Regions from separate parts of the Homo sapiens genome. Here region 2 is linked to region 1. Evidence: chromatin contacts called from ENCODE Hi-C or POLR2A ChIA-PET data. All regions are on one chromosome and are shown on one strand. Each heading gives the region's core, a stretch centred on a gene start or an enhancer-like site at or near the end of the contact. The rest is flanking DNA. Distances are from core to core; before and after follow the strand shown. Region 1 overlaps CTNNBIP1 (catenin beta interacting protein 1). Region 2 has its middle 7.1 kb from the start of CASZ1.

Region 1 (4,642 bases), core at 58-2,557:
ACTTTGGGAGGCCAAGGCAGGCAGATCACCTAAGATCAGGAGTTCAAGACCAGCCTGGCCAACATGGTGAAACCCCATCTCTACTAAAAATACAAAAATTAGCTGGGTGTGGTGGCGTGCACCTGTAATGCCAGCTACCCAGGAGGCTGAGGCAGGAGAATCGCTGGAACCTGGGAGGCACAGGCTGCAGTGAGCCGAGATGGCACCAATGCACTCCAGCCTGGGCGACAGAACAAGACTCCATCTCAAAAAAAAAAAAAAAAAAAAAAATGACAGGCGCAGTGCCTCACGCCTGTAATCCCAGCACTTTGGGAGGCCGAGGTGGGTAGGTCACAAGGTCAGGAGATCAAGGCTATCTTGGCCAACATGGTGAAACCCCATCTCTACTAAAATACAAAAAATTAGCCGGGCATGGTGACGCATGGCTGTAATCCCAGCTACCTGGGGGGCTGAGGCAAGGGAATCACTTGAACCCGGGAGGCGGAGGTTGCAGTGAGCTGAGATCATGCCACTGCACTCCAGCCTGGCGACAGAGCAAGGCTCCGTCTCAAAAAAAAAGAAAGAAAGAAAGAAAGAAAGAAATGGCTGTGCATGGTGGCTCACGCCTGTAATCCCAGAACTTTGGGAGGCCGAGGTGGGTGGATCACCTGAGGTCAGGGGTTCGAGACCAGCCTAGCCAACATGGCAAAGCCCCACCTTTACTAAACCTACAAAAATTAGCTGAGCCTGGTGGCACATGCCTGTAATCCCAGGTACTCGGGAGGCTGAGGCAGGAGAATCCCTTGAACCCAGGAGGCAGAGGTTGAAGTGAGGCAAGATTGCACCACTACACTCCAGCCTGGACGACAAGACTCCGTCTCAAGAAAAAAAAAAAAAACAATCAATAGAATGCCATTAAAATGAGTGAGGTGGAGGCCGGGTGCTGTGGCTCACGCTTGTAATCCCAGCACTTTGGAAGGCCGAGGCGAGCAGATCACAAGATTGAGACCATCCTGGCTAACAAGGTGAAACCCCATCTCTACTAAAAATACAAAAAATTAGCACAGCATGGTGGCATGTGCTTGTGGTCCCAACTACTTGGGAGGCCGAGATGGGAGGATCACTTGAGCCTGGGAGGTTGAGGCTGTGATCACGGTGAGCTGTGATCGTGTCACCACACTCCAGCCTGGGCGAATGATGTTTTTAAATGAAGTGGAATGCGGTCAGATGAGAATGAAAGAACACCCTTCATCTGAGTGCTCTTGCCAGTGCAGTGCGGTGCCTGACGCTAAGCACTTCAATCTCCACTGTCACCACTCATGGACCTAACAGGCCACTCCTCTTTAGAGATTAGGAAGTGAGAGTGGGAAGCCAGCACCCAAAGCAAACACAAGGCAAACGGGCACACGTGACCCCTTGTGCCAGCAGCAGCAGACCTCAGGAGGGAGGAAGGAGCCAGGTCTCTGCACTGCTCCGGCTGCCCGAGCTCCCTTACATCCCACCACAAACTCTGGAAGACTGCTCTGTGCAGGAAAGCAGAACTGGGGGCCAGCTTGCTTGCCTGTAAGCCCCACCATGTCTTCCAAAAAATCACCAGCACCTCATCTTCCTGCAACTCCAGCGATCGGCCAGAGGAAGGCTATGTGCCCCTGGAGGCTGTGGGCAGTGCCAACAGTATTAACACACACGGAGGGAGAAGGACCTTCTGCCTCAGTCCAGAAGCCGAGTGTGAGCACACGCTCAGGAACAGGCTCATAGGGCCTAGCCAGAGCTGACCTTGGCAGGTACTTTTGCTCCCTTCTTGGTAAGTAAAATGGGATTATTCAGGGGCTCAGACCCACCACTTCACCAGCTTAAGTGCTACCAGTACTAACAGCTTCACGTATTTAAATCATACCCCAGGCCCCTCCCCAACACACAAAAAAGAAATGTAAAATTACAGAGAAGCATTAAAATGTCATCTACCTGGAAAGAATAACAGAAACCTAGAAGTTCAGAAACAGGTCTCATTTCATATTCCTGCAGCAGAAGGATATTTAGGATATTTGGCAAGGGTGCAAGTCAGGGTCAGGATGGGTCTCTGGGAAGCCAGGGCTGCCTGAGGCAGGTGGCTGTGAGGCCTGTCTGGGCAGGGAGGTCAAGGCTAAGTATCTCCTTGGAAACTGGTCCAAGGTTTGCTTGGTGATTGATCAGGAAGAACAGGGGTGGGGCCCATATTATGTGAGGTGTTTGATCCACAAGGGATCCTGATCTTTGCAGGAAGCCTTGCTGGTGGAATCTAGGACTTCAGGGGTGGTAACTTCATCTGCCCTGGGGTGGTTATTCGGTTCAGGTCAAGGACATTGACCACAGGATTCCAGCAGCAGAAAACATGTGGGTTAGACACTTGGGTGCTACTCGGGCCTGAAAAAAACACCTTAATTGGAGCTGGCTCTCAAAGCCTCCTCCCCAGCTCTCCATGTGGGAGAGGATATGGAAGTGGGTCACAATCTTCTAGCTGAAACAGCGTCACTGCGGGCTCCAATCACACTTGAAGATGTCCAGGTGCACTGAGTGACCTGGCCTCCTCGCTGTGCAGGCCTTGCCTTCCTAATCAGATGCTGGATGCTGCTGCCCCGCCCCTCAGCTTGAAGGGCCAGCTGATTAGCACCGGGAGTGCCACATACAGTGACATGACAAGGGCTGGTGAAAATAACATCGCACAAGGATATGCCTCGCTGTCCTGGCACCCTCCTCTCACTCCAAATGTGAGTGGCTGCCTCTGCCAGCCCTTTGCCCTCTCTACCCAGCCCTGGCTGGAGGGAGAGAGGAACACTGTGTGCTTTCACATGAACTGCTTGCTAGACCTCCCTGACCTTGGTCTTTGAAGAGAGCTGAAGGCCTGGTGCTTGGGGAAGAAAGAACCCTGCCCCCACTCTAATCTGTATATATTGACCCAAAATGGGGGCCAGAGGACATAGGTGTCCATGTGCATCAGTTCCCCCAGGAACCCCATGAGCACTGTGGAGAGCCCGCCTGCCACCATATGCCTGCTTTCCAAAGTTGGCAGCGAGAGACGTGTCGGGCAGGAAGAGAACTCTGCAGAGACAAGGTCTGGCGCCTGTTACATAAGAAGTGCACCGTGTTAATGGCAGAACTTCAAAATCCACAGCCCCAAGCAAAAACTTTGAAAAGAAATCCTCAATATGAGCATTTCTCCCTGACTGAAACTCAAGTTAACAGTCAAAGGGTTAAGGCTTTAAGTGGGAAGGGAGTTCTTGCTAACCATGGCTCCTGAGGTGTGCACTGTTTCTCAAGATGTCCATACCAAGTACAGCTTTTGTTACAGGACACGGAAGGGCTCTAATTGTTTCACTCTTCCCTTGCTCTTCTGGAAAGCCAACCCAGCCCCCCACCTTAATGTCCACTCAGGGCAGGTAGCCACTGGGGCCAGTGTGCATCTGGAGATCATGTCCTGACTCTCCTCCTAAGAGTTCAAAGCACTCTCATCAAATCATTCTTTCTTCATTCACACGATCCCAACTATATAATAAGCCTTTTGGTCCTAGACTAAGAGCTTGGTATGGGGAAGAACTTTTTTTTTTTTCTTTTTTTTTGAGACAGAGTCTCACTCTATTGCCCAGGCTGGAGTGCAATGGTGCAATCTCAGCTCACTGCAACCTCCGCCTCCAGCGTTCAAGCAATTCTCCTGCCTCAGCCTCCCGAGTAGCTGGGACTACAGGTGCGTACCACCACGCCAGGCTAATTTTTTGTATTTTTAGTAAAGACGGGGTTTCACCATGTTAGCCAAGATGGTCTCAATCTCCTGACCTCGTGATCCGCCTGCCTTGGCCTCCCAAAGTGCTGGGATTACAGGCGTGAGCCACCACGCCCGGCTGGGGAATAACTATTTTTGTCCTGCTTGCCACGATATTCCTAGTACCTATGATGGTGTCCAGATTGTAATAAAGCCTTAATAAATATTTGTTAATTGAATCAATGAGTCATTAGAAGGAAGGAGGGGAGGGAGGGAGGAGTAATGGAAGACAACCACCACTTCTTGGTGTCTCTGTGATCCTGGCTTATAAAAAACATCAGAACCAAGATTAGAAACCAAGCCCTTTAACTCCCTCTTGGCCCTGCCATTGGGGGTCCTCAATCATGTTATGATGCACAGAACACATACCTGTTTACAGAAGTTTCTACACTACAACACAACCATGAAAAATGGAGCCACAGGTATGACCCTCAATCCTTAAGAAACTTCAAAAGGGGAGAACAATGTTTTTGTCCAGCTATTCCCCCACAGAAGGACACCCTTCCCTCTGGGGACTGTTGTCTTTCCCTTTTTAACAAGGCTTCATGGAAGACCAGAGCATAATAGGTCTTTAATAACTGAGTATAACAGTAGTTGGTGCTCAGTTCCCTTTCATAAAAGAAGTTCAAAAGCACTTTGGCTCAAACACCACCATGCCCCTGGGAACTACGAAGGTACAAGTATCATTATCCCCATTTACAGTCAGGGAAAGTAAAGCAAAGGGAGGCTACTTAGCTTGCCCAGGGTCAGACAAGACAGGGAAAGGGCCTAGGATTCAAACCCTTTGGAGCAGCCAGCAAGTTAACTCTGACTACCCTAAGAGTATCACCTACATTGGGCTTAAGGGAGGCTTTTCTTTCTTCTCTA
Region 2 (4,993 bases), core at 1,879-4,378, 900 kb after region 1:
GGCTCATACCTGTAATCCCAGCACTTCGGGTGGCCAAGGAGGGTGGATCACCTGAGGTCAGGAGTTCAAGACCAGCCTGACCAACACGGGGAAACTCCATCTCTCCTAAAAATACAAAAATTAGCCAGGCGTGGTGGTGTGTGCCTGCAATGCCAGCTACTCAGGAGGCTGAGGCAGGAAAATCGCTCAAACTCCGGAAGCAGAGGTTGTATTGAGCTGAGATTGTGCCACTGCACTCCAACCTGGGAGACAGAGTAAGACTCTGTCTCAAAAACCAAAAACAAACAACAACAAAAAACACAAAGCATCAGATCTTGTATATAGTAAGCACTCAATAAATGGTAACAAAGAGTCACTATTTTTTACATTTGAAAATGTTGAATGATGTGCTGGGTTCCTTCTCCTGGGCTGTTCCTCATTTCGTGGTTCTCCTTGGGTGGGTTCCACGTTTTTCTGGCTCACTGTGCCTTGCCTGGTGCTAGCATCAGGTAGGTGCTCAGTAGACGCTTCGTAACTGAAGAGTTAAACAAGTGCCTGAGATAAGTGATTATGGTGATTACTGGGCAAGTAGTAATTTTAAAAAGGTGTTTGTTTGTTTGTTTTGAGATGGAGTCTCACTCTGTCACCCAGGCTGGAGTGCAATGGCGCAACCTTGGCTCACTGCAACCTCCGCCTCCCGGGTTCAAGCGATTCTCCTGCCTCAGCCTCCCAAGTAGCTGGGATTACAGGCGCATACCACCACACCTGGCTCATTTTTTTATTTTTAGTAAAGATGGGGTTTCACCCTGTTGGCCAGGCTGGTCTCGAACTCCTGACCTCAGGCAATCCACCCTCCTCCGCCTCCTAAAGTGCTGGGATTACAGGCGTGAGCCACTGCGCCCGGCCTAATTAAAACTTTTTAAAAGTTGAGTTCATTCATTTTATTTACAAGTGTCTCTCTTGGGAGTCCTGGGGAGGGAGAACAAGAGGGGCTTTTTCCCAAACTCTGAGCTTGGTTCGCAAATCCCATCCGGGTTGGTGAACTTGACAAGTTCTTCCACCCCAAAATTCCGTCATTCTTTTAGCAAAGTACGTAATTCTTTGTTTCTGACTAAATATATAATATGTGGGTTTTTTTGTAGAAAATTCAGAAAATACAGATAAACAGGAAGAAGCAAATTTAAATTATCTGTAATCCTACCACCTATGGTTGTCAATGTTCTGGTTGATGTTTCAGTGTATTTCCTTCCAGTCTGGGATTTTTATTTGTTTGTTTTTTTGATCTTGGCTTTGTTTAGTTGTGTAAAATCAGAATCACACTGAACATACTGGACGGTGGGGTTTTTTTTTTTTAGTCTGACATGTGTATGTAGCATGAACACTTCCTCAGGTCATTAAATATTCTTTTCCAACATGATTTTTAATGGCCGTATTGTAGAGTTGATCATAATTTACTTCCGCAGTACTTCACTGTTGCAAATTTTGGACATCGAACTTGTTTCTGATTCTTTTCATTATTATAAATAACTCTAATGAATATCTTTGTCCATAAATAATCATGCACATTCCTTAAAGTGGAATTGTTGAGTCCAAGAGTGTGCATACATTTCGAAGCCATTCCTATCCATTGCCAGATTGCCTCCTCCCCGGAAGGTTGTGTTCATTTGCCCTTCCACCAGCGCACATCTCCTGTCTCCTCTCCAACCTTTGGTGTTCTCTCTCTGTCTTTTTTTTTTTTAACCCCTGCTAATTTAATGGGTGAAAGAGTCTATGATTCTAGTAATGAATCCTTATTAGAACTGTGCTGGCCACAAGCAGGGGCTGTTTCAAGGTTTGAGCAGCCTTGCTGAGATCCACAGCCGCAGGCAGGGATGGAGAGAAAGGCAGTCTCCCAGGAACTGCGGCCCACAGCATCGCGTTGACAGGTTCCCCGAGGCTTCCAGAACAGCTACTGAGCCCAGGCTTCTTAGGCAATTCTCAGCCGAGGGGAGAGAAGGAGTAGGGTCTGTCTCTGTCCTTCAGTCTCAACAGAGTTGAGCTCCCCACCTCCTCCTACCCCTTCACCCACACCTTCCGGAAATCTCTCTCGACAGAAAAGCCTTAGGGATTTCTATGCCATAAATACTACCTGTTTTCCGAGCTCAGGATCCACACTTTGTACCTGCTTTCATTTTCCCTGTCCGAGCTCTCAATTCAGCTCCAAGCAAGGGACAGGCTGTCTTGCTCTCTGACTCAACCGCTTCTTTCCTAGTTAGTTCTAATTAATTTGCTTTTTCAGGGGTACTTATGTTTACCTCTGCCTGGTAACTACAAGAATTGCAAGTGACTAACATTTTCCTTTTAGGAAATTCCCTAGTCCCAGGGTCTCTGATCTCGATGGCCCCTTGCAGCTTTAACATTCTCTGAACTATCTACCTTTTTTTTTAAGAAAAAAGTTGTTTTAAATTTCTGGGGAGAAAAAAAAGGAGGGTAATTCACATTCTCTGCAAACAATTCAGGAAACCCAGTGAAATACAGAGATAAATATAATGCAGAGAATAAAAAAACACCCACCATCGTAGAGGCAGGTATTTGGGTGTGAATTGAACTTAAGAATTTAAAGAACGAATTGAAATGAAACCCTGCAGATATATCTTTTCGAGGCCCCCTCAGCAGCCTGCCTGGGAGATGTGTGTGGATAGGGGTGTCATTCATGCCAAGTGGTGAGGTGTGTGAATGTGATTTTATCTGTGTGGGAGGGAGTGTGTGTGTGCACTTGTGGAGGTGCGGGACTGCATTCCCTTTAAAGAAGGGTCCTGGTCCATGTAGGTGTGGCTGTGCTGTATTTGCACATGGGGAGACTGCTTCTGCTGTCAACAGCCACCCAAATACACAGCAATCCAGCCAGGTGAGGGGCAGGGCCGATGCTGACATCACCTCTTACCCGAAGATCCTGGGCCAACACCTTAACCCCTCCCACGCCTGCCAGGGTGGGGCAGGCCTGGCCCCAGGGCCTGTGGAACAGGGAAAAACAAGTGATGGAAAAATCGGAGGACCAGCCTCCCCACTGTCCTCAGAGCAAAGCCACACTCTCACAGCCGTGTGGTCCCTGCCACGTGCCACATGGGCCCACACAGCCCCTGCCCCTTTCTCTTCCCTCCCACCTCTCCCAGATCTGATAGCAGAAGCCAAAGGGACTAGTCATGGTGGTGCTTTGTCTTGGGATGCGATCTTGCCAGAAGTTGGTGTGGAAAGGGAACCTGCCCTGGGACTCCGGAAGTGGCTATGCTTCCTCCCGACGGGCACCTGTGCAGGCGCCGGCTGCCACCCTTGGCTGGCGTCACATGGAGGGCGGGGCTGGCCATGGAGGCAAGAAAGAGCTGTTTTGCTGATGAGCTGCCCTCCTGTCACACGGGCCGGAGTGCCAGGTCCCTGGATGTGGGTGGGGGAGGAGGAGGACTGCCCTGCTGTGCCAAGCTGGCCCAGATGTGAGCGACAGCCCGGCCTGCCTCTCCCCACTCCCACTCACATATTCACACACCCTCTGCTCCAGCCACACGGATCTCCAAGCTACCCCGCTTGCTCCCAGCTCCAGACCTCTGTCTAGACTGTTCCTTCTGCTCTAAGGCCTTTCGCCCCTCAGCTCACCCATTAAGACCAAAACAGGTGGCACCTCCTCTGGGGAGCCTTCCCTGATGTCCCTCTGCCCCAAATTGGGTTAGGCGCCTCTGTCTGTGCCCCCGTAGCCCCCTTGTTTTCTCCATCATAGCATACGTTATAACTGTCTTCTCCCTAAACCCTCCCATTAGATGGTGTGTGTGTGGTTTTAAAATCTATGTTTAAATCATCACTGTATTTCTTTTCTTTTTTTTTTTTTGTTTTTTGAGACGGAGTCTCACTCTGTCACCCAGGCTGGAGTGCAGTGGTGCAATCTCGGCTCACTGCAACCTCCGCCTCCTGGGTTCGAGCAATTCTCCTGCCTCAGCCTCCTGAGTAGCTGGGATTACAGGCACCTGCCACCATGCCCGGCTAATTTTTGTATTTTTAGTAGAGACAGGGTTTTGCCATGTTAGCCAGGCTGGTCTCGAACTCCTGACCTCAGGTGATCCACCCGCCTCGGCCTCCCAAAGTGCCGGGATTCCAGGCGTGAGCCAACGCACCTGGCCTAAATCATCGCTGTAGTTCTGAATTAGGTCACATGGGTTCAAATTCAGCTCTGCTACTTACCAGCAGTGTGACTTTGGGCAACTCCCAACCTCTCTCAGCCTCGGTGTCCCCATCTGTAAAATGGCAACGAAACCAGGATCTGCCTCACAGTATTGTCAGGAGAATTAATTGAGATAATTCATGCAGGGCACTCAGCCTGGATTCACACATAATGACTGTTGTTATGATTATTTCCAGCATCCAGCAGAGTGCTTAGAAAATGACAAGTGAACGAATAGTCTCTCTGTGCTCGACGTGTATGCGTGTTGGGGGATGTGTGGTGTATGTCAGGGCATGGGGATGGATAGGAAACCAGGACCTTCCAGGAGGCAGGTCCCGTATGAATGTGTGTGTCCACTCTGAAGGGTAATGGGCTCGTTATTTATGGTCAGGGCTTAAAAAAAAAAAAAAGAAAAAAGACAAACCAGTGTTCAGTAATGACAAAGTAATTACCTTTTTATTATTTTTTCAATAGGATTCAGAGGAGTGTGGGTCTTGGCTGCGGCTTGGCTTCCTGAGGCTCTGTGCTGTCTCCGTGCCCACTGCCCTGCCAGAGAAGAGGCTGGGTGGGAGAGGTCCGAGTGGCGCTCCTCAAGGTGGAAGGGGTCAGGGACCAGGGAGAGGGGCCACCCAGTTGACAAAACAAGAACCCCAGGCCGGGCATGGTGGCTCACGCCTGTAATCCCAGCACTTTGGGAGGCCGAGGCAGGCGGATCACCTGAAGTCAGGAGCTCGAGACCAGCCTGGCCAACATGGCAAAACCCCGTCTCTAGTAAAAATACAAAAATTAGCTGGGGGTGGTGGCGGGTGCCTATAATCCCAGCTACTT

What was found. Hi-C counts contacts between places; a loop is a spot of excess contacts on that map. ChIA-PET counts read pairs that join two places held with the same protein, here RNA polymerase II (POLR2A).
Region 2: a loop to region 1 is called in a map of breast epithelium, with 19 times the contacts of the local background. The contact joins two enhancer-like sites. A Hi-C loop is called at or near these places in 1 of 168 maps with a recorded cell type or tissue (breast epithelium). POLR2A ChIA-PET finds 5 or more read pairs at or near these places in 1 of 52 experiments (MCF 10A).

The regions. Positions count from the first base shown.
Region 1 is chr1:9,899,209-9,903,850 of GRCh38, forward strand. The region is part of intron 1 of CTNNBIP1 (catenin beta interacting protein 1); the gene reads right to left. Among named protein-coding and RNA genes, the nearest start is that of CTNNBIP1, 8.7 kb to the right of the region's middle. RefSeq lists an enhancer at 995-1,496. Within about 2 kb of position 1,308, at least 25 of the 41 ENCODE cell types and tissues checked have a DNase peak (open chromatin) inside an H3K27ac peak, as active enhancers do; they include breast epithelium, where a contact is called at or near this core.
Region 2 is chr1:10,801,268-10,806,260 of GRCh38, forward strand. No RefSeq gene overlaps it. Among named protein-coding and RNA genes, the nearest start is that of CASZ1, 7.1 kb to the left of the region's middle. RefSeq lists an enhancer at 2,614-3,186. Within about 2 kb of position 3,129, at least 12 of the 41 ENCODE cell types and tissues checked have a DNase peak (open chromatin) inside an H3K27ac peak, as active enhancers do; they include breast epithelium, where a contact is called at or near this core.